Linked DNA regions of Homo sapiens: regions 2, 3 and 4 are each linked to region 1. Evidence: chromatin loops called from intact Hi-C (ENCODE). Cell type or tissue: GM12878. All regions are shown on one strand. Each heading gives the region's core, and the rest is flanking DNA. Links, peaks and the distances in the headings are about the cores only.

Region 1 (6,037 bases), core at 299-5,298:
GATGATGAGGAAAATAAAAATCAGGAAAAGCAGGGTGACGGAGAACAAAGACCCAAAATCAGGGTGCAGCTTGGAGACCACTGTGGAACGGGAACAGCCAGATGGCATCAGCTGATTTGTTTTTAACAAGATTTAACATTAAGTAATGTACCTCCCAAAATGTACACCCAGTAAATTAAGGCTGTAATTCCATCTTGGTGTTATGGTGACATGAAAATCCACTCAAGCTTTTCTGTCAGGGTTTATGAAGTTATCAAAGCCCCTTGATGGAATTACAACACTATTATGTACAGCTGGAGGGACATTACTCCTTATCTTAACAGCAGTTAAAAGCACAGTGGCACAAAAGGGCACTAAAATACCAGTTTCTTCTTGGTGAGCAGCAGAGAGAGGGTCACACACACACTCACACACACACCCGTGCACTCACGTCCCTCTGCATTACTGATGATTGGTCTGAGGTGCTAAGTGTTACATTTTCCACTCTGTCTCTTACAAGATTTAACAGAGTTGTTCATAGATAACAGTGACGGTGCAAAACAACCAGTGTTTTACCACCTTCTAGACATAAAGGAACATTGGCAGGTAATCAATCTTTGTTTCCCTCTGCCCCTGCCCCCCGAAGAGGGGTCATAAACATATTAAGCAGGAACAACGACTTAAGGTATCTAAAAATAAATAGCACAGTGGTTATGAGCACAGGGTCTGGATTCCGTCTGGCTTGGAATCTGGCTTCACTACTTGCTAACTGTGTTACTTTAGGCAACTTACTTTGCCCTTCTGTGCCTCAATTGCCCATAAAACAGAAATAATAATGAAACTTACTCTTCGGTAGTTGTGAAGATTAAACAAAATAATATCAGTTAATGCTTAGTACAGAGTCCAGGTACAAAGTAAGCCCTTGTCAAACGTTGGCTACTGTGATGACATCAGCTGCATTTTTATTTTCTTTGCTTAGTGGCAAACAAGCATATTTGATAACATAAGCCAAAACTATAAATAGCTTTAAGTCACACACTAAGGAATTTAAGAATCATGGATCCACAATAAGATTCTCCATAGAAACAAGAGAGAATGGTCAGGATAGCCCTAACCTTTGAATTGAGCATAAAGAACAACAACAATGACCTTTTCAACCACAGTAGAAGCCATTGAGACAAAGTTGTTAACTGGTTAAGTAAAAAGTTGAATAAAGGGGAAACACCATAAACATGACAGGTGTATATTTTCAACATCTTTTTAACTTGAAATGTGTAAAAGCACCTGACTGCCAATCTTTTGATACAGGACTAAGGTTTTGTTTTTTGTTGTTGTTGTTTGTTTGTTTGTTTTTTGTGATGGGGTTTTACTCTGTTGCTGGAGTGCATGGTGTGATCTTGGCTCACTGCAACCTCTGCCTCCCGGGTTCAAGTGATTCTCCTCCCTCAGCCTCCCAAGTAGCTGGGATTACAGGTATCGGCCACCACGCCCAGCTAATTTTTGTATTTTTAGTAGAGACAAGGTTTGCCATGTTGGCCAGGCTGGTCTGGAACTCCTAACCTCAAGTGATCCACCTGTCTCGGTCTCCCAAAGTGCTGGGATTACAGGTGTGAGCCACCGCACCTGGCCAGGATAAAGGTTTTTTCTCTGAGTGGGGTCTGCTGACTGGGTTCTGCGCATTCTTTCTTCCATAAGCCACACTCCTAATATATGGTCGATGACTTCTAGTTTTAGATTTTTAACAGTAGAGCAAGAACGTAAAGACCAGTGAGAGTGCAGAACCTGTGTGTATTTCCCTAAATACTTTCACAAGCTTTTATACTTCTCATCCGTACTTAATTTAATAGCATTTCTAAGAGTTTCTCCTGTATCATGTTTTTGCAAGCAATCAAATTAGGTCTTTCTTTTCATGCTCATATTTTATTCATTTACGCATTATTTAATTAAGTTATTGAGTTACAGCAATAGACACAACTAGTATTGACAGTTTGGAAATACGTCTGATGTTGGTAAGCACAGGACAGGACTGGTGGTTGCAAGCATTCAAGGTGGCGTGGGTATCAGTGGGTATGTTTTCAAGAGAGAATGAAGAGCATCAATTAATTCAGCAGGTGGACTCCATGTGGGTCCATGAAAAGAAGCTCTCCCACATGCTCATGGGTATCATGGCAGAAGGAGGTAACAGGGATGAAAGCGCCCTAGGTGTCTTTTACTGCAAGAGCTCCTTTCTGACCTTCTTACAATCACACCTTACTTTCCTGATCTCAACTCTTCTTTTCCATCAACACCTAATCCAACCCTAAAAGCTATCTAAGACCAGGGAGGAAAACAAATATGCCAGAACAGAAAAAGAGCAATTTTTAATATAATCACAGAATTTTGTGACATGAGAGTAATGGTGTTACTTCTAAAGGCTTACAATAATTACCTAATGGAATGGTATAGAAGAATTCATTTGGATGTGTGGTGAGAAGATGTGGGCAGAGGCAGCCCAGGGGAAATCATGAAGCCTCCTCCCGTATCCCTTGTGCAGCCTCAGACTACTGTGCTCTTTTACCCAGCACTTCCAAATATAGATGCCTATTAGAGCTATCATCTCCTCCTTCCACCCTGCCCTCCTCAATCTAACTCAAAACTTGTTCTTAGGAGCCAATCTAATAAACTCATTCACCCACACTATTAACAATTAATGGGACTTAATATTATTTTTCCCAAGGGATTGTATATTAGAACCAATAAACAAAGTATCAAGATGACATGTTAAAAGAATAAATTTCAAATTGTGGATTTACAGGGCACCCAAGGAGATTTAGGATACTCAGAAAAATTATACTAGGCCCTTTGAAATCACATTGAGCAAAAGACCAGGTGGTCGATATTATAAAATAAGCTGAGAAACTGGTATGGTTTTGGAAATGCCCTTTATAAAATATGCTAAAGTCTTCAACGTTCCTTAAAAATATAAACTAGTCTCTCAAGACTCTAGGCTTGATGTCAAATTTCCCTGAAAGACCCCACATTACACGTGTACCATGCATCCTTGGAAACAGCCATAACAATTTATGCCCAATGAATGAGAAAGAATGTTGATTTCACTTGCTTTACAACTTAGGCGATGGTGGGCTGGTTACCAAAAATGTCTGTGCTTATTTTCAAAACTGATACCATGATGGTTCATCAACCACCATTTGTTGAGTTCCCACAAGGTGACGAAGGCAGGTTTTGTCTTTGGAGGATGTTAAGGGCTGGGAACCTTGACATATGTTCAGCCCTCAGGGACTGTGCCTTTACTCAGACTGAAACTTAGTGACTGAGGTTAGGCTAACCTACTGATTAGGGAGCAGACCTTCCCATGGCCTGAAGGCTGTAGGAGTCCAAAGGCAACACCTGAAAATGATGTCAACCACAAAAACACTTAATTGCAAAACTATTACTTCTTTTATTTGTATAGAATAAAATATGAGCAAGGAATATAGATGTGAACCAGATAACAGGCTGTTGCTAATATCTTGAGAAACAGGCTTTCATTCAAGTCTTTTACCGATTTTGTGCCTAAATTCCCTTATTTGTAAAACACAGAAAATAATACTTACAGTGTCTTGGAAATTCTGTGATACTTAAGTGATATTTAAGACATAGGCCTTAAAGTTTAGCAGCAAGTAAGAGCAGACAGCCAAGGTGGGCTGGTGACAGGCAGTGGATGTTTATATTTGATCCAGCAGGATAATCAGTCATAATTTTAATCAACTAAGTAATAACAGCTAACAGTTCCTGAGTATTTACTATGTGCCAGGTACCATTCTGAAAACCTTTAAAGAATTACCAAATTGAATGGTCACAGGACCTCTTTGAGGAAGACACTGTTATTATCTCCAGTGTACACAAAAGAAAACTGAGACATGTAGAGATTAAGCAACTTTCCAGTGATGTATGCAATAACTTTCCAGTAGATGTATAGAAAGATGTCGAACTATTAAAGTAAAATACCATAGCAGGTTATTAGTTTCAAGCCATAATGTATGTCTCAGCAAACAGCAGAGAATTAAAATCATACTAAATACATTCTCCTGATCACAATGGAATTAAGCTAGAATCAATAATAGAAAGATATCTAGAAAATACCTAAATGTTTGGACTTGAAACAAGATGCTTCTATATAACTCATTGGTTAAAGATGAAATCACAGTGAAAACAGACACTATTTTAACTGAATGATAATAAAAACATAATATATCAAATTTGTGGGATACAGCTAAAGTTGTGCTTAGAAGGAAATGCACAGCTTTAAATGCACATATTAGAAAGGAAAAGTGGCTGAAAATCAATGATCGAAGTATCCATCTTAAGAAGTTACAAAAAGAAGGGCAAATTACACCCAGAGAAAGTAGAAATTATAAAAAATAAAAGTAGAAATCAATGAATTAAGACACAAATATACAATAAAGAAAACTGACAAAGCCAAAGCTTGATTCTTTAAAAACACTAATAAAATTGATCAACCCCTAGCAACGTCGTGAAAGAAAAAAAGAGAAGAGTCATATATTATATCAGGAATAAAATAGGGGACATAGCTACATATGCCACCAAAAGATAAAGACTTTAAGCGAATAAAGGTTTCATCACAAGACAGAGTCCATGTGTCTAGTTGAAATGGAGTAAGAGGCCAGGCACGGTGGCTCACGTCTGTAATCCCAGCACTTTGGGAGGCCGAAGCGGGCAGATCACTTGAGGTCAGGAGTTCGAGACCAGCCTGGCCAACATGGCGAAACTCTGTCTCTACTAAAAACATAAAAATTAGCTGGGCGTGGTGGGGAGTGTCTGTAATCCCAGCCACTTGGGAGGCTGAGGTGAGAGAATCACTTGGACCCGGGAGACAGAGATTGCAGTGAGCAGAGATCGCGCCACTGCACTCCAGCCTGGGCAACAGAGGGAGACTCTGTCTCAAACAAAAATAAAAACAAAACAAAACGATAACAACAACAACAACAAAAACCATAGTTAAGAAACCATGGAGGCAACATACAGATTTTTTCCCCCAGTGTTTTTGTAATTGACGTTTCCCTTGAACTTGGTCACATTCGATTACAGAGAATTACTAGTGAAAGGTCTAAACCTTCCTGTACATCAAGATAGAGTAAGGCTAGTATGTATGTGGGTAGAAACCCAAACGGTATTCAAATCTGCTAAATATAAACAAAGAATGGATGCCAAAAAGAAGAATGTGCATGTACTGACTCCAATGTGCAGGGCTTGAAACTGACATGAAGTTCTCCTTTCTCATGACAGACTCCTGTTCTTATTTTTTACTTTGAACAAATCGGTTATGAATTTTGGGGATTTGTAAGCATACCCTGTTGGAAATTCACATTTCTTTAATCTGCCTCCTCCTTTTCACTCCCCACAGAACGTCAAGCAGCTCCCAAGTTCTGCCTCTGTTAACTCCCCCTGTATTCATGTAAATAGGCTATGATTCAACTCCATCCAGTAACCCCAGCTGTCTCTGCCATCTCCCATCTTTGTACACCTCCATGTCCATTTCTGAGGCATTTGCATCAGGTGAGCTGTCTCAGAGTATAATTTTAAATGGCCATATGCTCAACATAATTGCATATACTGTGCTATGTTAAAAAAAAAAGGCTTTAAGTGCATGTTGTAGGAAATTCTTTTGTGTTTTGGTGGTAAAGTTCAGAGCTGTTCTAAACATTTATTGGGGAAAAAATGGGTAACCATATGAGATGACAAATATGTTAATTTGCTTCACTACAGTAATCCTGTATCATGTATCTCATGTATCTCATAACATCATGTCATATTTCTCAAATATAGACAATAAAATGTATTAGAAAAAATCTGACTGGACTTCAATGAATATACAAGAACAGCACAATTCAACCTCTCTAAATCTCAGTTTCCTTACCTTAAAAATGGAGCCAATCCTCCCATCTTGAAGATGACTGTGAGAATTAAATAGGACTGTAAGCATTAAGCTTCCAGCACAATTGTGGTATGTAGTACGTGCTTAGTACAGTACAGCTAATATTGTAGGGGATCAGCATGG
Region 2 (6,037 bases), core at 632-5,631, 310 kb before region 1:
ATAGTCACCATGCTGTGCAATAGATCACCAGAGCTTATTTCTCCTGTCTAACTGGACTTTGTACCTTTTGACTATCATCTTCCCCTTCCTTCTCCACCCCCACACCCAGTCTCTGACAACCACCGTTCTACTTTCTACTTTTGTGAGTTCAACATTTTTAGATTGTACGTATAAGTGAGATTTTGCAGTATTTGTGTTTTTGCACCTGGCTTATTTCACTTAGCATAATGTCCTCCAGGTTCATCCATGCTGTTGCAAATGACAGAAAATATGGTGTACATATATAATGGAATACTATTCAGTCTTAAGGAATTTTTGTCATTGACATTTCTTTTAAAGTAGGGAGATATCACGGGGGGATTTGCATTTTAGGAAGATGAATGAGAGAGAATAGCGATATGGAGGCAGAGAGATCAACAGAAGACCATTTGCCCCAAGAAAAGATTTGTGAAGGCCTAAACCCATGTGGGGATCAGAGGGAGGAGCAGGGACTAGAGGTACTCTTCAGAGAACCCTTACATCTTGGGTTCTAGTTGGATGTGAGAGCTAAGCAAGAGGAAATCTGGAATGCCTCTGAAATTTCTGTCATGAGCTCTTGGGAGAATGCAGTTTCTGGCATTGTTAATTCAGCTCGTGTTTTCCAGATGATTAAGAGGTTAGAGGCAAGAGAAAGAAGACGATGAGGTTCCTTAACAAAGTGTTACATTCGTGGTTCTTATGGTATGCCCAAGTGTCCACACAGAGAGAATAATGGATTCAGGAGAGAGGTCCACGCTAGAGATAAGGACTTGGAGGTCAGCAGAGGTCTGTTCATCTCTCGAGGAGGGAGAATAGATAGGAATAGGGTCAGGAAGGTGGCCAATACAGAGCCTTGAACACACCTACTTTAAAATCTGGAGGAGTGGGGGTGAGAAGGAAATCCTTCTAAAGAGGGCTGAAAAGAAACAAACAAGACAAACAGGAGATAAAATCCAGACAGAGTTGTGACTGAGCCCAAGGGACGGTGTGAATCTCCAGGAGAAAATAGCCCAAGAGGTAAAAATTCATGGAGAAGCCAACAGAATATCCATGAAAGTTATCCACTTAATATAGCAAGCCATTTGCAGGCCAATGATAATTACAAAAGCCATTTCAGGACACCAGATTGTAGAGGGTGGACTTGTAGCATGGTAGGTGTTCATTAAACATTTGTTGGATTGAATTACACAGGGTTACTGCCATCCTGGAACAGGCCTTGATGCTCAGGGAAGGGGTAGATGTTAGAGAAGGAATGCGGTCTTTATTGGACATTCCAATTTGGTCTAGGACCAGTAGCCCTGGATCAATCTAGAGAGGAGGCTTCCTCTTCCCAGCCTGTTGAGTCTTTGCCAACATTTTACTGCTCTGATCCATTATCAGTGTGTCACCCCTTTGCCATGCATAGAAACAGTAAGTGCAAAGAAAATGCACTGTGGGGGTGGATGACTCAGGAGGTTTGGCAATGGATAAACAGCATTTTACCTTTAGTGGTGATAGATAGAGGGCCCGCAAGGCAAAGACTGCTGTCTGCTTCTCCTCACAGGCGTCCTCCTCCTACTGTATTTTTGTGTAGCTCCAAGCATGCCACAAGTACCCACAACAAACCATTAATTAAAGCTGGTTTCTGGTCTAGGTTTAAAAACTCCAAAGTTGTCACATGGAGGGGTGTGTGTGTGTGTCAGAGGGAGAGAGAGAGAGAGAGAGAGCTTCACTAACCTTTATAGCCACTGCCTCTCTTATTCACCCATCTAACTTAGCAGCAGGCACTGAAGCCCAAATCGAAGAAGAAACCCAGTGTGCTCTGTCCTTGGAGGTATCTCCAGAGTACAGTGTCTTGTGCCTGCCACTGCTAGACATTCAGAGAATACTGACTGACAGATAGGAGGGATGAGGTGGCATCTTCTGGCACTCTGAATTTCCTTCATACTTTTTCTGATTTGGATTGTGTGGGTTGTACCAGCTAGTGTTCAACCTCAGACACAGAACCAATATATCCATTCAGAGATGTCTTACTAGGAATTGGCTTATGCTGGCCGGGCGCGGTGGCTCACGCCTGTAATGCCAGCACTTTGGGAGGCCGAGGGGGGTGGATCATGAGGTCAGGAGATCGAGACCATCCTGGCTAACACGGTGAAACCCCGTCTCTACTAAAAATACAAAAAAAATAGCCGGGCGTGGTGGCAGGCGCCTGTAGTCCCAGCTACTCGGGAGGCTGAGGCAGGAGAATGGCGTGAACCTGGGAGGCGGAGCTTGCAGTGAGCCAAGATCGTGCCATTGCACTCCAGCCTGGGTGACAGAGCAAGACTCCATCTCAAAAAAAAAAAAAAAAAAAAAAAAAAAAAAAAATTGGCTTATGGTGTTGTGGGAGCTGCCTAAGCACATCCAAAGTCCACAGGACAGGGAGTCAGGAGGGGAAGCTAAAAAGCAGAATGGAGCTCTGGGCATGGCTGCGCTGTTGTTCATGGATGTGACCTCCTCTCTGTCTCGGTCTCTGTCTCTCTCTGGGGAGTCTTGGCTGTGCTTTGAGGGCTTCCGACTGATTAGGCCAGGCCCACCCAAGTTATCCAGTATAACCTCCCTTACTTAAAAGTGAACTGATTAATGACTTGAATGACATCATCAAACCCTTTCACAGTAACAGCTAGATTAGTGTCTGGTGAATCAATGGGAACTTTAGCTTAGTCAAGTTGACATATCAAAAAAGCCATCACATGGGGTTAAGAATAATGTTAGAGATCCTGTGGATAGGTAAAGAATAGGGTGTGTGTGTTTGTGTGCATGTGGGTGTGTTTACGCGTGCGCGCGTGTGTAGGGAGGGAGGAAGAGGGAGTTGGAAGTCTTGGGATCCTCCTTTCTCTTCCCTTTGAAGTCTCACAGAAGTCTGTCGGGGGAAGATAATTGGCGTCTAACACCTTGCCGAGGGAAACCATGCCCTGAGGTTCTGCAACCCCGACACGCTGATGGAAGAACCATGTTTGCTGGCAGAGCCCCTGGTCCAGTGCCTTAGATAGGAGGCACCCACCCCGCCGGCAGGGCTGCTCCACAGTGTTGTGCGGCATGGCGCCTGGCGCCGGATGATTTCCCCACGGCGGCGCCAGAGGGCGCCCGAACTGAGGATTCGGCCCAGGACTCCCAGAGGAGACCGGCAGGTGCGGCGACGCCCAGGACTCCCGCACGCCCCGCGGCCCCGGCACGGGCACCGCACCTTCCCTGGCTACCAAGGCTACCTCCTTCACGTGCACATTTCAGGGATGGGCAGGCCGACTCCTGGGAGCAAGGAGCTTGTCTTTGTAAAGGGCGGGAGGAGGTGGCTGCTGCGGAGGGAGGCGGCAGCCTCAGGGCCCGGGAGGCTCCGTGCCTCTCTAGTCCATGCTCTCGGCTCCTCCCTCTTACTCTCAGACCCAGGGTCAACTTTTCTTGGGGCTCGGACTTTCGGAAGGCTCGCTGTCCCAGGAGGGAGTACGGCCCCGGCATGCGCTCCCCGACTTGGCCACCGCCTCCCTGAAATCCTCCCGTGGGTGCGCAGCGTGCCCGAAACTCAGCCGAGGTGCCCCCTCTGCGCGCTCCACACCCGGGCTGCTGCGGCGTGCAGCGGGATCTGCGCTTCCCTGCCACTTAACCGCCCCTCGCAGAAGACCCTGCCCCCTAAAAAGTCAGGGCCCAAGGCAAAGAAGCAGGTCTTTTGCGTAGTTTTTGTTTTGTTTCAATCAGGAGTTTAAAAAGGATGTGTACTAATGTCACCCTTCTCTCCGTTAAACGTTCAGAATCTTAATGCAATGCTTTTTAAAAGCAATACAAATTTTGAGGGAAAGAAAAATCACTAGAGGACTTTATGGTTAAAGGTTTTAATGCAATGGTAGTATTACAAAAATAACTGGCATAGTTTTTTTTTTTTTTTTTGCAATTCTCAAAGGTGGTGGTGAACAAGGACAAAACAGATCAGACAGTTGGAAATAATAAAGAAAGGCTTCTGCGCTCATAATTTTCACTGAAAGTGCTCATAATTTGCACAACTGGAACAGTTAAACACTCAGTGAGACTGAGCAATAAACACATTTCTCACTCAAACATAGCAGAGGTCAGGGAAGGAAGCCCGTGTTCTTCTTTTCTTGTCGGATGTAGGCACCTCCCTGGCCACAGCTTATTCGTGTGGTTTTGGAAAACTCTGACAGAAATGAGTGTCTGGGAGGCTTCTCAGTTGTCAAGAGGCTTCTTATATTTCCTAAAGAAACTCAACCTAGATTCATTAAGCCAAGTCACAGAGCAAAGAGAATTAAATATTTTTCTAAGGCTGCAACTAATCCTGAAACTTATAGTGGGGGAGGGGAATCTGACATATGAAAGGTCTGTGATATTTTTATGGAAAATGTATAGAGATGTTGTGTTTAAATATCCTCAGATGAGGAAAAATGGATTTTTTTTTTGTTTTTTCAAAACAAAAACCAAATGATTTTCATCCTCCTATTCCCAGACCTCTCCTTATAGACTTCAATTAAGTATCCTAACGTCTTTTTTTTGAGTCATTTAGGAAAATACTTATATGTCAGTGAAAGCAGGGAGATCCTTTGAAAGATCTTGCTAATGTATGTTAGAGTAAGGCCAGCTCTTGTATTTATGATGGTTTTTCTTTTTCATCGAAATTGTAGGCTCACATTAAGGATTTTCCCTCCCTTTATAAACATCGGCACAGTGCCGTAACTTCCTTTATTTGCAATCAGTTATCCCATGGTTAACAAAGAACTTTTTTAGAGAAAAATGTGGCCTAATGAAATTCAGTAATTCTTTATATAAAGAAAAAAGGATCTTTTATATGCATTTTTATATGCATTAAATATATAAGCATGGTGTGTACCTGGTAAAGTTGATTTCTGCTGACGATGTAACACAGGTAAATCAACATAGGGTCTCTAGCACATTATAGGGTACACTTTATTGGGTTTTACCTTCAGGTAAAGACTTCTATTAAGAATATACAAGTGCCTGCATACCTAACCTGCCTTGTTTTCCACAGGGCTGTATACATAATCTCTTTTTAAAAATTTGTTTAATCAAAGCTTGCTATATTGAATACATTTAATTGGAATCCAGTGGTTAAAGAATATAAAAATTTACTGCTGTAGAAAAGTTTTGATTAGTGCTTTCCATTAGTGAGTGTTGTTGAGTAAACCCTCTAACAGCATATTTGAGTTCAGACAAGAACTGACTTAGCAAAACAGGTGATACTTTCAACTGTACAAATATATTATTTCCCATAAATATTCCTAATGAAAGAGGTGGTCTGTTTCAGAGGAAGTAACTGCAATGACGACTTTTAAATAATCGGAAAAAAAGTTCCCAACCTTGATAAATATGTGCACAGGGACTGAAAGGGTGAATTATTAGGTGAGGAAAGGTAGAGTCTAGAAATCCTGCCCCATGTATGTTATAAAGTAAGCTGCACAAAAGCATGGCAGATAGCATCTGTGAGCCAATGCCATTTTCCTGCATCAAGATCTTTCCCTTTCTTCTTGCATCAAAAAAGTGAATTCAAATACAAAGAAAGGATGTTTTACCCTACTGAAATGTTGCAGGCAGAAGAAAGTTTGTGCTTTTTCTTTTTTTTACAAAAAAAAGAAAAAGAAAAAAATACGTTTGAACAAAATTAAAATACAAGAAGGTTCAATTCTCAGAATTTAACAATTAATTTTCATTCAGTGCTTAGCTATCAACTACAGACTTTATTAGTTAACAACAAAAGCAAAGATGCAGGTTTAAAAGGGAACTTTGGTTCCCCTTTTCCCATTTATGATTCTCCAATTCAGGAAGGGCTACATTTCTTTTCAACTATGTGTTTAAATCTGGAATCAAGATGGGAGTAGTTAAACCACCGGCTGTGTCATGAAGTAACAAGTCAGGGTTCTGTGTCTCAAATGACAAACGTCTGACTTCACCTATTGCATGGAAAAGCCCCATGTACTGGAGTCAGAGGTCTGAATCTAGATTTTTCAACTATAGAATTCCAGCCCATTTTTAGAGGGAG
Region 3 (6,037 bases), core at 515-5,514, 82 kb before region 1:
AAGCACTCACTGACCCATATCACAAAGTGAGCACTAGGAGCTGTCAGACCATCTGGGCCAGCCTTTCCTTTTATAGGGAAGAGTTACAATTAACAGAAGTTCAGCGAGTAAACTCAGGGTAGGAGGCAGGCATAAGAAATCAGTTCTTCAAGATTGTTTTTTTTTTTTTTTTTCACGTCTGTTGGCGGAACAAGGAAAAACGAAGTACAATTTGAGAAAAATGTTCAACTTAGACACCAAAGTAACAAGAGGATTTACTGGGGTGAGGCAGAAGTGGAGGCTTAAAGAAGGAGCCAGATAGACCCTCTTTTTGTACACAGCCTGTTAATCTTTAAAAATGTTGGCTACCTATGGTATGAAATTCAACTTTTTTAAATTGCAAACAAACTTGGGATTTCCACACGCATTATTACTTATTAATCATTCATTAAGCATCTGTTATCAAATAGGTCTTAGCCAAACCAAAGGGCAATTAACTTTTTCAAGAGTAAACAGAAAATGAGTTCACAAATTCCCAACTGTTCTTCCCTGCTTCTGACATAGATAGGCTCAAGTATACGCACTCAAAAACTTGGAAGAGAACATTAAAATGAAATAGTAAACGCTTGATTCTTCTTTGGCTTTAGAATTCACGCAAATTAGACGTGCAGAGTCTAAAGGATTTCCTTATTTAATTGGCCTCAATATTTCATTTGCACTTACTTATTGGTCTGTGTATTTCAGAGTGCTTTATCTATTTGTAACGGCTTCAGACTATCTGGTTTAGGTTGAATACCTGTAGAGGGCAGCATGTCATATTTATTTAAGGGATGAATCCAGAATCTCTGCTAAAGGTGATAATGGAGGAAGTTGTCATCACCACCATCATCATCACCATCATCATTGTTCTTATCATATCCCTGGGTTTTGATCTTAGAGAAAATCTCTGTTACAAAGTGGCAAAGTAGACTATACAATCTCCCCCCATCTTTATGAACGTTAATATTCTGCATAGTTTTCTGATGCATTATTTTATTCAAAATCAAAAAGATTCTCTTACTTGCATACCACAAAACTCCTCTGCTATGTATGATGTTGGCATAAAATTCTGTCATTCTGCTGTTAAATAATTCAAAACCATTTAACATGACATGAAGAGACTTATCATTAAGCCACGGGCAGGGGAATCAAATGGAAAGAAAGTTCCTCACTGAGATATGTTTTCACTCAAATTAGTCTGTGGTCAGACACAAACACTCCCTGTAGAATCTGTTTCTTTAAGATTCTAAAAATAAATCTTGATCTGTAAGTGACTTTGCTGTAATACATACAGTGAGTCAGATCAAGGAGTAAGAGCCATTTATAGAATATGAACTAAACTCTGGCCTGAGACAACCATTTAACCCTCGCAAACAGAGAAGCGGCATTTCAGATCATGCAGTTTGATCTATAAAGCTATTTTGACATATAAAGACTCTTTTTTATGATGACTCTGGCTAAAAATATTAGAATATGCCTAGAGGCAATCACAAGGACAAAACTTTTGGTAACAGGAAGATTAGCTTGACTGTACATGGTACATCTATGTGTGCATGCTCAGAACGTATTCTAGGTATGCCTGTATTCCTATGGGCTGGACGCAGTGATAAGTTGCCATTCCATGCATCCTCCTATAAAGAAGTAGATGGGGACAGGTGCAGTGGCTCATGCCTGTAATTCCAGCACTTTGGGAGGCTGAGGCAGCTGGATCACCTGAGGTCAGGAGTTCAAGACCAGCCTGGTCAACATGGTGAAACCCTGTCTCTACTAAAACTACAAAAATTAGCCGGGCATGGTGGTGGGTGCCTGTAATCCCAGCTACTCTGGAGGCTGAGGCAGGTGAATCCCTTGAACCCGGGAGACGGGGGTTGCAGTGAGCTGAGATTGCACCAGTGCACTCCAAGACTCTGTCTCAAAAAGAAAAAAACCAGAAGAAGGTGGGAGTATTTTTAAAATTATTATTATTTTCAAAAATAGAGATGGGGGTCTCACTATGTTACCCAGGCTGGTCTTGAAACCATGGGCTGAAGTGATCCTTTTGCCTCGGCCTCCCAAAGTTCTAGGATTACAGGCATGAGCCACCACACCCAGCTGGTGGGAATATTTTAACTTGCATTCCATGGTGATTTAGAATGGCTTGTGTGCCCATAAATAAGTCATTGAACATCTCTGAGCCTCAGTTTCTTCATCTCTAAAACAGTAATAAATATAATCTGTACCTCAAGAGGTTGATGTAAGGATTAAACAAGATAAAGCATATAAAGTACTCAGTACACAGAACACAATTTTAAGAAATGTCAGCTAATATTCTGTTCTTCTCAGCCCTGGCAGTTATAGAATGGTGTAATTTTCTTTTTGTTCTTTCTACGCCTTTGCATGTCCCTTCATTTCTAGAGCATGTCTTCATAGTCTTGTAAATAGCTGCCTTATAGAGGGCATGTCTGGTGGCTACAGGTGGGTAAGGGTTTTCTTTCTCCTTCTGCATGGCTGATGTAATGAACATCTCTAAGGGGATATATGATTGAAGGGTGTGGGGAGTGTGTGTGTGTGTGTGTGTGTGTGTGTGTGTGTGAGAGAGAGAGAGAGAGAATGTGTGTATATGTGTAAGAATTCACATTGCGGAAAGAGAAATGTGCCACCCTCCTCACCAAGTTTCGCTCACAGGAAAACACGTTAATTGTTGAGTAGTCACATTGTGTGCACACTATCTCAAACCTGGCACACTGCAAAGAGCTGCTTTACAAGAAATATGACTTCATATCACAGTGTTAATCATTGACCTCCACCCTGGTAATAAGATCTTTTTTGGCCTTGTACAAGTAGAATCCACCTGAGACTTCCTCATCATCTATTCGCTAACAAATTGGCAGAAGTATTAGGAAATTTCACCTTGGCGTTTGGGTGAGTCTTTTCCATCAACATAGTTTATTTGGATTACAGGCTCTTCCTCAATTAAAACAATAAATCAGCCATTTTCATTTTCTTTTCACCTCTGGATATATGTTGTCCTTAATACTTTAAGTTGCAGTCAGAATGCTTGCTTGGTATGACGACATCATCCTGTCTTTCAGGTGTAGTTTCAGGGTCACACAGAACACTTGTGTCCGGAAGGTTGACTTCACAGCGCACCACAGACACATTCTGCTACTCAGGGGAGTGAGATCATGGGCTGGCATAAATTTATCACTCTTTTAAATGAACGGGGTTGAATTCTATCTACTAACCTTGATCAGGAGGCTAGTGATACTGGCTGTGTAAAACAAAACAAGACAAAATAAACAAGGGAAAACCACAGCGCATGTGGCCACTTTGTTCAGAAGGTGACACCACTGAATTTAGTCTGTGAAGGTCTTGTCACATGAAAGCCTAGAAATAGCTATGACCTAAACATGAGAGTAGAAGACAATCCGGTTAGAAATGAATGAACACATTCCATTGTGCTTGTATAGTGTTTAAAATCTATTTTGGGGCAAAAGGGGTATTGTAAATACTTTCCCTTGTTCATAACTATCATAACCCAAACTTTCTGGCTCTCAACATTTTCCAGTGACCCTGCATGCCTATAATTTTTTACACACCACCTGACCTGGCAAGAATTATGCTACCAGAGATGTGGATGCCCTGTGACCCCCACCCCCCAACCCCGAATCCCCAAGGCCAGCCAAGACTAGATTGGACCTTATGACTGATTCTAATCTGGATGTCTCAAGGGGCTGTCCTCGTCTCACTGCACAATTCCAAGGCCACTTGGTTCTGATGGCCCTTGGGAGATGCTGCCATATTAGGCCTGTGGAAATGGCCACATCATTCTAAAATTATTTTGGAAGTAGAGATTTAACATAACTTTTTGGATTAGCATTCAATTCCAAATTTGGGGCTGGGATTTAGGTAAAATTAATTTTAGGGACTTCTTATTGGGTTTGCGAAATGTTAATTCCAGCAAGTATTCCTTTATTCTTTAATACCGACTGGATCACAGACTGTGTCTTTTTTCCATTTGATTCTCTCTTTGGTAACAGTATTTCTAGGAAGACTTGGCTATCTGTATAGACAACTCCTGACTCTGAAGTGGTTGACTAGATAGGCTTATTACTGAATTCAGGTCAATTCGTGGCCGCCTCCTCTTTGACCGTAGCGGCTCTGGATGTCAATGAGAGGGTTAAAATGGGGCGAGCCTGAGGCCAGTTATGGAAAAGAGGAGGGAATAGGCATTTCCTGGATATACAGTTCCTAGTATCTCCACGAGGCCAAATATAATTTGTATCTAGAAACTTACCTTCTGCCTACCTTCACTACCTGAGAGAATTCCCTCCAGAGATAACGATGATCTTTTATTAGGCACCAGAGCGTGAAGATCTGGAGATGCTGAGACACAGCCTTAGAGGGTGTGCTTTCACAGGGAAAAGAAGCTCTATGATTCTTTAATCACAGAATTCCCTTTTAGCACTGTTCACTGAGACACTAGGTATGAGTGGCACCCCCCTCTTCCAAATGGATTTAGTTATAGAAGAAATAAAAGGACTTCCATATGGAAGAAATTAAAGGACCAGCCTGGGTAACATAGTGAGACCCTGCCTCTTTAAAAATAATAATAATAAAACAAGAACAAAGTGAAATAAATTCTAAAAAGTTTGGTTTGTTCTGAGTTTTTCTAGAAGAATCTATGAGACGACTGCAAAAATTGTTTCCCTTATCTATACAGATTAAATATATCCCCAGTTAAAATTGTACCGTTTTAAAAATTATTATTTTGAGAAGCTTCACTTCATCAAGTCTATTTTATTAAAATGATGCCCAAATTCTGCAGAGGCTTAGAAACCCATCAAATTTCATTTTTAAAAGTATGGCATGTAATGTATAGTATTTCAAATAATTTTCACATATTTTTTATAACAGAAAATGGGCAGAAGAGGCTCTGCCTCTTCCTTAATACACCCGAGGCTCAGAAAATACAACTAACCTAAGATCTCACCTTTGGCACATGACCAACATCCAGGTTGTCTGGCTCTGTGTTCAGTGCTATTTCCTATGAGCCTCTGCTCCCCACAAGACTTGGAAATGCCCTCTTGATTCTCAGGGTTTCCTTCATCGTCATCCTGGAGTAACAGAGGTGGGCTTATTTTATTTCATGAATGATAGTTTTATGTACATGACACATTTATTTTAGAGATGAGGGTCTTGCTATGTTGCCCAAGCTGGTCTCAAACTCCTGGCCTCAAGTGATCCTCCAGTCTCTGAAGTAGCTGGGAATACAGGCATGAGCCACCATGCCTAGCTCAAGAAGGGGGTTTATTTGTGTGGTTTTCTCACTGAAGAGGATGGTGCCTGTCTCAGTGTAGAATGACGGAAAAATAAACAGGCAGCAAACAATGTTCTCTTTTTAGCGCTCTCAAAGTCCACTCTAGTTATAACAGGCCAATAAAAGAGAAGACATTTGTCCAGCAGAAACATTTGCCAGTGAGGAACATTCCCTGTGAGATCCAGGTGTCTGCTTTGTTGGATGAATGGCAGATTTGGAAAGATCTTCTCTTCCAGATCCAAGCTATAGGCCATCTAGTGTAACCTTGGAGCCACGATGGCTGAGTTCAAACCCCACCTCTACTGTTTACTAGCTGCAGGCCTTTGAGCAAGTTCATAACTTCTCCATGCCTGCTTTCTTCAGCAGCAAAATGGGGACAATAATGATGATATCTGCCTCATAAGATGATTTAAAGGCTTAAATGAGTTAAATCTAAAGTGTTTAGAACAGGACTTGGCCATGTGCCCAATGAGAGTGGCTATTTTTATTTTCTTAACCAACGAATTCCTCAATTTCTTTATCTATAAAGTGAGAATGATAGAGCCTCTAACAAGAATCAAATTATATTCTGTTTTGGAAAGTTCTTTATAAATCATAAAATTCTCTGAGCATGTAACAAATGCCTGCTGTTAACTTGAAGAGAATATTGCAATGTCAGAACCATACCTAACCTCCTATTGCAAGTAATTTATTCTTTCTCATTAAATCGAGAAAGTAAGT
Region 4 (6,037 bases), core at 359-5,358, 96 kb after region 1:
CCACGCCCAGCTAATTTTTTGTATTTTCAGTGGAGATGGGATTTCACCGTGTTAGCTAGGATGGCCTTGATCTCCTGACTTCGTGATCTGCCCACCTCAGCCTCTCAAAGTGCTGGGATTACAGGTGTGAGCCACCACGCCCGGACCTACAATTATTATTTTATAAAGAATTGGATTCAGAGATGTCACCCAGCTATTAAAAGGCAGAGCCAGGACAGAAACCACCAAATGTCTAGTTCTTTTGTGCTCTCTGCTCTCAAAGAAAAGGGCGATGAAGACTTCACACCCTAGAACACAAGGAACATTTGGTTTGTATTTTCACTGGTGTCATATTGTGGGAGCTGCCAGAAGCCACATCATCCCACCAAGTTAGCTCCAAATGCTCCAGTTTGTGTATAGCTTCCTGGAGCTGGGGAGGCAGGAGATGAGTGTGGGGGAGGGGAGGGGCGGCTGGGGGGACCCAAAACAAACAGACCAACCAAAAACAACAAGGAAACAGTGGGCAGACTGTCGAAGGGAATAAAGTGGGAGGGGACGATGGTCTGCCTGAAGATTCCCTTGGAGTCACGTGTATTTTCTGGTGTCTGGTATAGTTGACTTCAGGAAAGGTGCTCCAGCTGGTCCAAGGGCTTCCTTCAGGGAATAGGGACAGAATCAGAAAATTAAGAAAGTAACATTCACATTCTTTGTTGGGTTTGTTTGGTTTTGTTTGTTGAGGTTGTTTTGCTTCTACCATGAACAGGCCTTGGATACCCTCAGCAAAGCTGCAATCATTCCCTCACCCTCTCAAGTATGTTAGAAGAATAGGCCGGGCGCAGTGGCTCACGCCTGTAATCCCAGCACTTTGGGAGGCTGAGGCAGGCGGATCATGAGGTCAGAAGATCGAGATCATCCTGGCTAACACAGTGAAACCCCATCTCAACTAAAAATACAAAAAATTAGCCAGGCGTGGTGGCGGGCGCCTGTAGTCCCAGCTACTCGGGAGGCTGAGGCAGGAGAATGGCGTGAACCTGGGAGGCGGAGCTTGCAGTGAGCCGAGATCGCGCCACTGCACTCCAGCCTGGGCAACAGAGCGAGATTCCGTCTCAAATAAAAAAAAAAAAAGAAAAAGAAGAATATTGGCTCCCGGGACCCACTTTCACTCTTCAGTAAAACCCTGCTCCAAGGTCCAAGGATTCTTAGTTTCTTCCTCCACTTGACTTTGCTGTTAAAGTGCAAAAACAAAGTAATTTCCTCTTTCTGCAGCCTACTGTAGAACCTGATAGGCAGAGCCTATCTGAAGAGAAAATCCTTTTGTAAGATAGATGGCTGTTGGAACATCTAAAAATAACTGCTTTCAAGGAGGCTGGCTCCATCAAAGAAAGTCTGAGTATAAATGTATTAGTCGGTTCTCACACTGCTAATAAAGACATACCTGAGACTGAGTAATTTATAAAGAAAAACAGGTTTAATTGACTCGCAGTTCCACGTGGCTGGGGAGGCTTTACAATCATGGCAGAAAGTGAAGGAGGAGCAAAGGAACGTCTTACAAGAGAGTATGTGCAGGGGAACTGCCCTTTTGTAAAACCATCAGTTCTCGTGAGACTTATTCACTATCACAAGAACAGCATGGGAAACGCCCAACCTCATGATTCAATTACCCCCTACCAGCTCCCTCCCACCACATATGGGGATTATGGGAGCTACAACTCAAGATGAGATTTGGGTGGGGACACAGCCAAACAATATCAGTAAACTTACTTTCTGGATTACCATTTAAGATTAGGAAGAAACTCATGACATTTATGACCCCACAAGAGTCATCACATCCCCACTCTGCTATGGTTTCAGGGTGATAGAGTTTCCTCTAGAATTCTTTCTTTCAAATTCTTCACTAATTGGATTTTCTCTGGCATCAGGGGGAATTGAAATGAGCCCAGAAAACAGAGCCAATAGCTTCAGGTGCCGACAGGGGCAGACCAGCAGGAGAGAAATTCTCACTGTGCTATACTAATCCATGAACACAGTGGCAGGGCTAAATAAGCACCAAGTCAGGCTTCTTTTCTTCCTATTTTTTAAAACACAGCTTCTCCTCTGGTGGAGAGGCCAGTGGAAGAGTCTTTCCCCTGCTGTGACTTGGTTGAAAGGAACAATGATTGACCAGCTAATTTTCACTTTGTTTCCCCACGACAGTTCAAAGGTAGGTATTCCAGCCACCAACCTCTTCATCACTCCATGTCCATCTTTATTATTTTCTCAGGAACCTGGCAAACTAGCTTCCTGAGTTGGGCCATGTTGAGAAAGGAGATAATTTGCAGCCTGAGATTCCTTCCTGTGGGCCGCAGGAGACCTCTTTGTTGGGAAAAGATGCGTCCAATCTTCTGTTGCCAAGACCTTATGTTTCTCCCCCAGATTCCAAATTCATAGTCATTTAATATTTTATGCCAGATCAATTCAGGCACATGGCAAGGGGACTCCCACAAACTAGCATGAACACTATCAAAATCTTTATAAAGCATTTAATGGTTTGCACTTTTATACAAGCATAAAACGGTGCTGATTAATTGATGGAGGGGCAACAGGGAAAAGGAACCTTCTGAGTTTTGTAAAGACACCAAATTAATTCCATCTTACAAAACTAAGTTTTCCATTACAAAATTTTTTATGTTTAATCTAACTTTCAAATCACCTAGCACCACTGTCTTCTATGTGCTACTAAATTCCACCTCAAAACACCATTCTGACTTGTATCAGGATCTACCAATACCGCTTCCACATCTCAGGTAAATGACCTATGGCATTTGGGTATCTGGGGCTGGGTCAAGCTGCAGAGGAAGAATTTGATGGCAGGAGAAACATGTGTCCCAAAGAGTCATCATCATCGTAAGTGAATTATCATTTTATATAATTAGCCATAAGGTGGGGAGGCAAGATGAGACAGTGGCTGAGGAGGAGAGGGGTTAAGTGGGTAAGGGGACAAGTTAGTGGCCTAGAGCCTGTGTTGACTCCCCCTCCTCCAATTTTTAGCTAAGGAACCTTAACACATACAGGTATTCAATACATATTTCTGGAATGAATGAATGATTCCACCTCTCTAAATCCAGTTTTCCTGCCTGTAAAATAGAGCGACTAAGTGTTGGGAGACAGTCCTCTATGGACTATGTATGTCCTAGCAGCAGAGGTACAGATGGCCTTGGTTCTGGAATTTTTTCAAATATGTTTGCACAGCAGAGTTAGAAGACAGACTTAGTGTGTCCCTCTGGAGCAGATGGCAGGTTTGCTTACTGTCCAGTGTAATAAAGATATCTCCCTTGGGAGCAAAGGTCAGGCAAGGCTGCTTCCCCCAACATTAAAAGAGAATGAGATTTCTAAGCCCAGAGTTCTTCAGCCATAATGTAAACTCCCTGCATGTTCAGCAGCCACCTGGGTCACTCCACATCACTCTCATAGGAGCTAGGAACAAGAGGAAGTGATATGAACATGAGGCTGATGCTGCTTGCTGGCCATGAGTAATAAAGAACTTTGTGTCTGACCCAGGAGTCTCATAGCTACTGCCAGCATCCATGAAACTAGTAGACTAATTAGGTTGCAAGTAGGGGGAAATCTCAGCTCTTCACAGTTCTTGACTTTACCTTATAGAGTTGTTCTGAAGATTAAACGAAATAAGGCATATAGAGAGCTCTGCAGTGTCTGGTCCAAAGTAGGTGTTCAATTAAAATTAGCTTCTATTACTGTCCTACGTAAGGAATGATCTTTGAATGTCTGTATATTTGAATGACATATTTTACATATGCATTTACCCTAATTATTCAAAAAGAGAATGTAATAGAAAATGTGACTAAGTGATCTTAACAATATTAAGAGACTCAATGATGAGTGATACTGACTCAAGATAAACTCTGATATTGAGTCACAACATTACAGTGATTAATGTGACTTTAACCATTTACTATACAACTTAGTGGTTAAAACTCATAAAGGAAAATGCAAATCAAAACCACAACGAGATATCATCTCACCCCAGTTAGAATGGCTATTATCGAAAAGACAAAAAGTTAACACATGCTGACAGTGTGGATGCGGGAAAAGGGAACTCTTATACACTATTGATGGGAATGTGAATTAGTACAGCCATTATAGAAAACAGTATGAAAGTTTCTCAAAAAACAAACAAAAAAAACTACCATATAATCCATCAATTCCACTGCTGGAGGATTTTGAGAAACATATCAAAAGGAAAGGAAATCAGTATACCAAAGGGACACCTGCACCCCCATGTTTGCTGCAGCACTATTCACGATAGCTAAGATATAGAATCAACCTATATGTCCATCAACAGATGAACGGATGAAGAAAATGTGGCATATATACACACTGGAATACTATTCAGTCATAAAAAAGAATGAAATCCTGTCATTCACAGAACATGGATAAGCCCGGGGGACATTATGCTAAACAAAATAAGTCAGGCACAGGAAGATAAATACTGTATGTTCTCACTCATATGTGGGAGCTAAGGAAAAAAATTTTGTTTAATCTCATGGAAGTAGAGAGTAGAATTGTGAGTATTAGAGGCTGGGAAGGGGATGAGGAGAGGACAGTGGGAGAGGTGGGTTAACAAAGAGTTAGGAGGAATAAGTTCTGGTGTTCCACGGCACTATAGGGTGAATATGGTTAACTGTAATTTATTGTACATTTTCAAAAAGCTAGAAGAGGGCATTCGAATACTTACAACACAGAGAAATGATAAATGTTTGTGGTGATCAAGTTACCCTGATTTTATCATTATGTTGTATACATGTGATACAAAATATCACTCTGTATCCTGTATGTATAATTATTTTAAAATTTAAAAAAGTTTTTAAAAACCATAAAGAGCTTGACTTATATTCCAGCTTTTCTACCCATAAACTATAAGACTTTGAGCAAATGACACAGAGGTTTTATCTTCCAAAATGTGGAGATTAAAAGTAGCTCCAGTTCACCTGGTGCTATGAGGATTAAACATGATGGTAACTTACAAAAAGTCAAACATAGTACCTGCCACATACCAAATATTCACTAAAGGCTGAGTATTTATTATTTTTTTCAAAGAACAATAACATCAAGAAAAGAGATGTGATGCTTTTGGTATCTTTGGACTTTTATATTAGCTTCTTTAATCCTCTCAATCATTCTGGGAGGTAGGCAAAATAAATATTAGCCCGACTTTACTGATGGGAAGCTGAAGTGAAGGGAGGTTAAGTGGCTTTTCCAAGATCAAAGATGTAGCAAATGGCAGACATTTTATATTTTAGAGTTTCTTTCCATGTGGAGAGCCACCAGAGATTATCAAGTGGTAAAGATCTCTCTGTGCTTTTGAGTAACAGGCTCACACATTACCAGGAGCTGGAGAATGCATTTGGCCCAGCTCGACAGCCTCATGGGCTTGGAGCTTTCAACCAAATGCAAACTTTTAGAGTGTGTGCATTTAGGTTTTGCCAAGAGTAGATGGCTTTCTATTTTTAAAAGGGAGGGGGAAAGCACACTGGAAGGTATTTAAATCAAGCTCCGAAGTCTTCTTGGACATCAAATAACTCTTAGAAAACAACATTTTGATGAGTTAAGTATAAATGAATCAAAACCATATGAATTAAATTTCCCTTGAAATACACAAGGGTCTAAAAATTAAGGGGAAAAATGCATTGATAAAATACATTTGGGATTTTATTGAAACCAAAACATTTACAAAAGTCATTATATATCCCAATGCACCCAACCTCAGCGTGCCCTCTTCTGATGGCCGTGGCCAATCTCCTTGGACCTCCCCAATAACAGTCTGCCAAATATTTCCTTTCTTGCCAAAAAGAAAAGAAAAGAAATCCACTGAACTCCACGCCACCTGATGACAAGGTTCAAACCCTGTCTTGTGTGCAGTTGATAAAACACTTCCAGCCCAAATGGTGTGAACTCCAATCTTCCTGTATCTGGAAGAATCAGCCTTGATCAGATGGCTCTGTGTGCCCCATCATATGAAGGCCTAATAACCAATTTCTGCCTCAGTGGTTTTATAAGTGGC

What was found. A loop is a pair of places that touch in the nucleus more often than their neighbours do. Peaks named below come from ENCODE experiments on the same cell type or tissue, not always from the same donor. Only the 100,000 strongest peaks of a DNase experiment are listed, where the experiment ranks them.
Region 2: it touches region 1 in a loop (2.8-fold over the local background); 6 of 110 quality-filtered maps call a loop at or near these places.
Region 3: it touches region 1 in a loop (5-fold over the local background); 7 of 110 quality-filtered maps call a loop at or near these places.
Region 4: it touches region 1 in a loop (5-fold over the local background); 3 of 110 quality-filtered maps call a loop at or near these places.

Annotation. Positions count from the first base shown.
Region 1 is chr7:28,536,957-28,542,993 of GRCh38, reverse strand. The region is part of intron 4 of CREB5 (cAMP responsive element binding protein 5); the gene reads right to left. Among named protein-coding and RNA genes, the nearest start is that of CREB5, 130 kb to the right of the region's middle. In GM12878, for the core only: no CTCF peak of the experiment used is centred there; a DNase peak (open chromatin) is centred at 3,243; H3K27ac peaks cover 1,103 bases.
Region 2 is chr7:28,851,447-28,857,483 of GRCh38, reverse strand. No RefSeq gene overlaps it. Among named protein-coding and RNA genes, the nearest start is that of TRIL, 100 kb to the left of the region's middle. RefSeq lists a silencer at 3,171-3,370. In GM12878, for the core only: a CTCF peak has its summit at 3,115 (motif pointing right); a DNase peak (open chromatin) is centred at 3,123; H3K4me3 peaks cover 723 bases; H3K27me3 peaks cover 248 bases.
Region 3 is chr7:28,618,813-28,624,849 of GRCh38, reverse strand. The region is part of intron 5 of CREB5 (cAMP responsive element binding protein 5); the gene reads right to left. Among named protein-coding and RNA genes, the nearest start is that of CREB5, 210 kb to the right of the region's middle. In GM12878, for the core only: a CTCF peak has its summit at 774 (motif pointing right); a DNase peak (open chromatin) is centred at 3,259; H3K27ac peaks cover 1,479 bases.
Region 4 is chr7:28,440,620-28,446,656 of GRCh38, reverse strand. All of the region lies in intron 1 of CREB5 (cAMP responsive element binding protein 5), which reads right to left. Among named protein-coding and RNA genes, the nearest start is that of CREB5, 31 kb to the right of the region's middle. In GM12878, for the core only: no CTCF peak of the experiment used is centred there; a DNase peak (open chromatin) is centred at 3,458.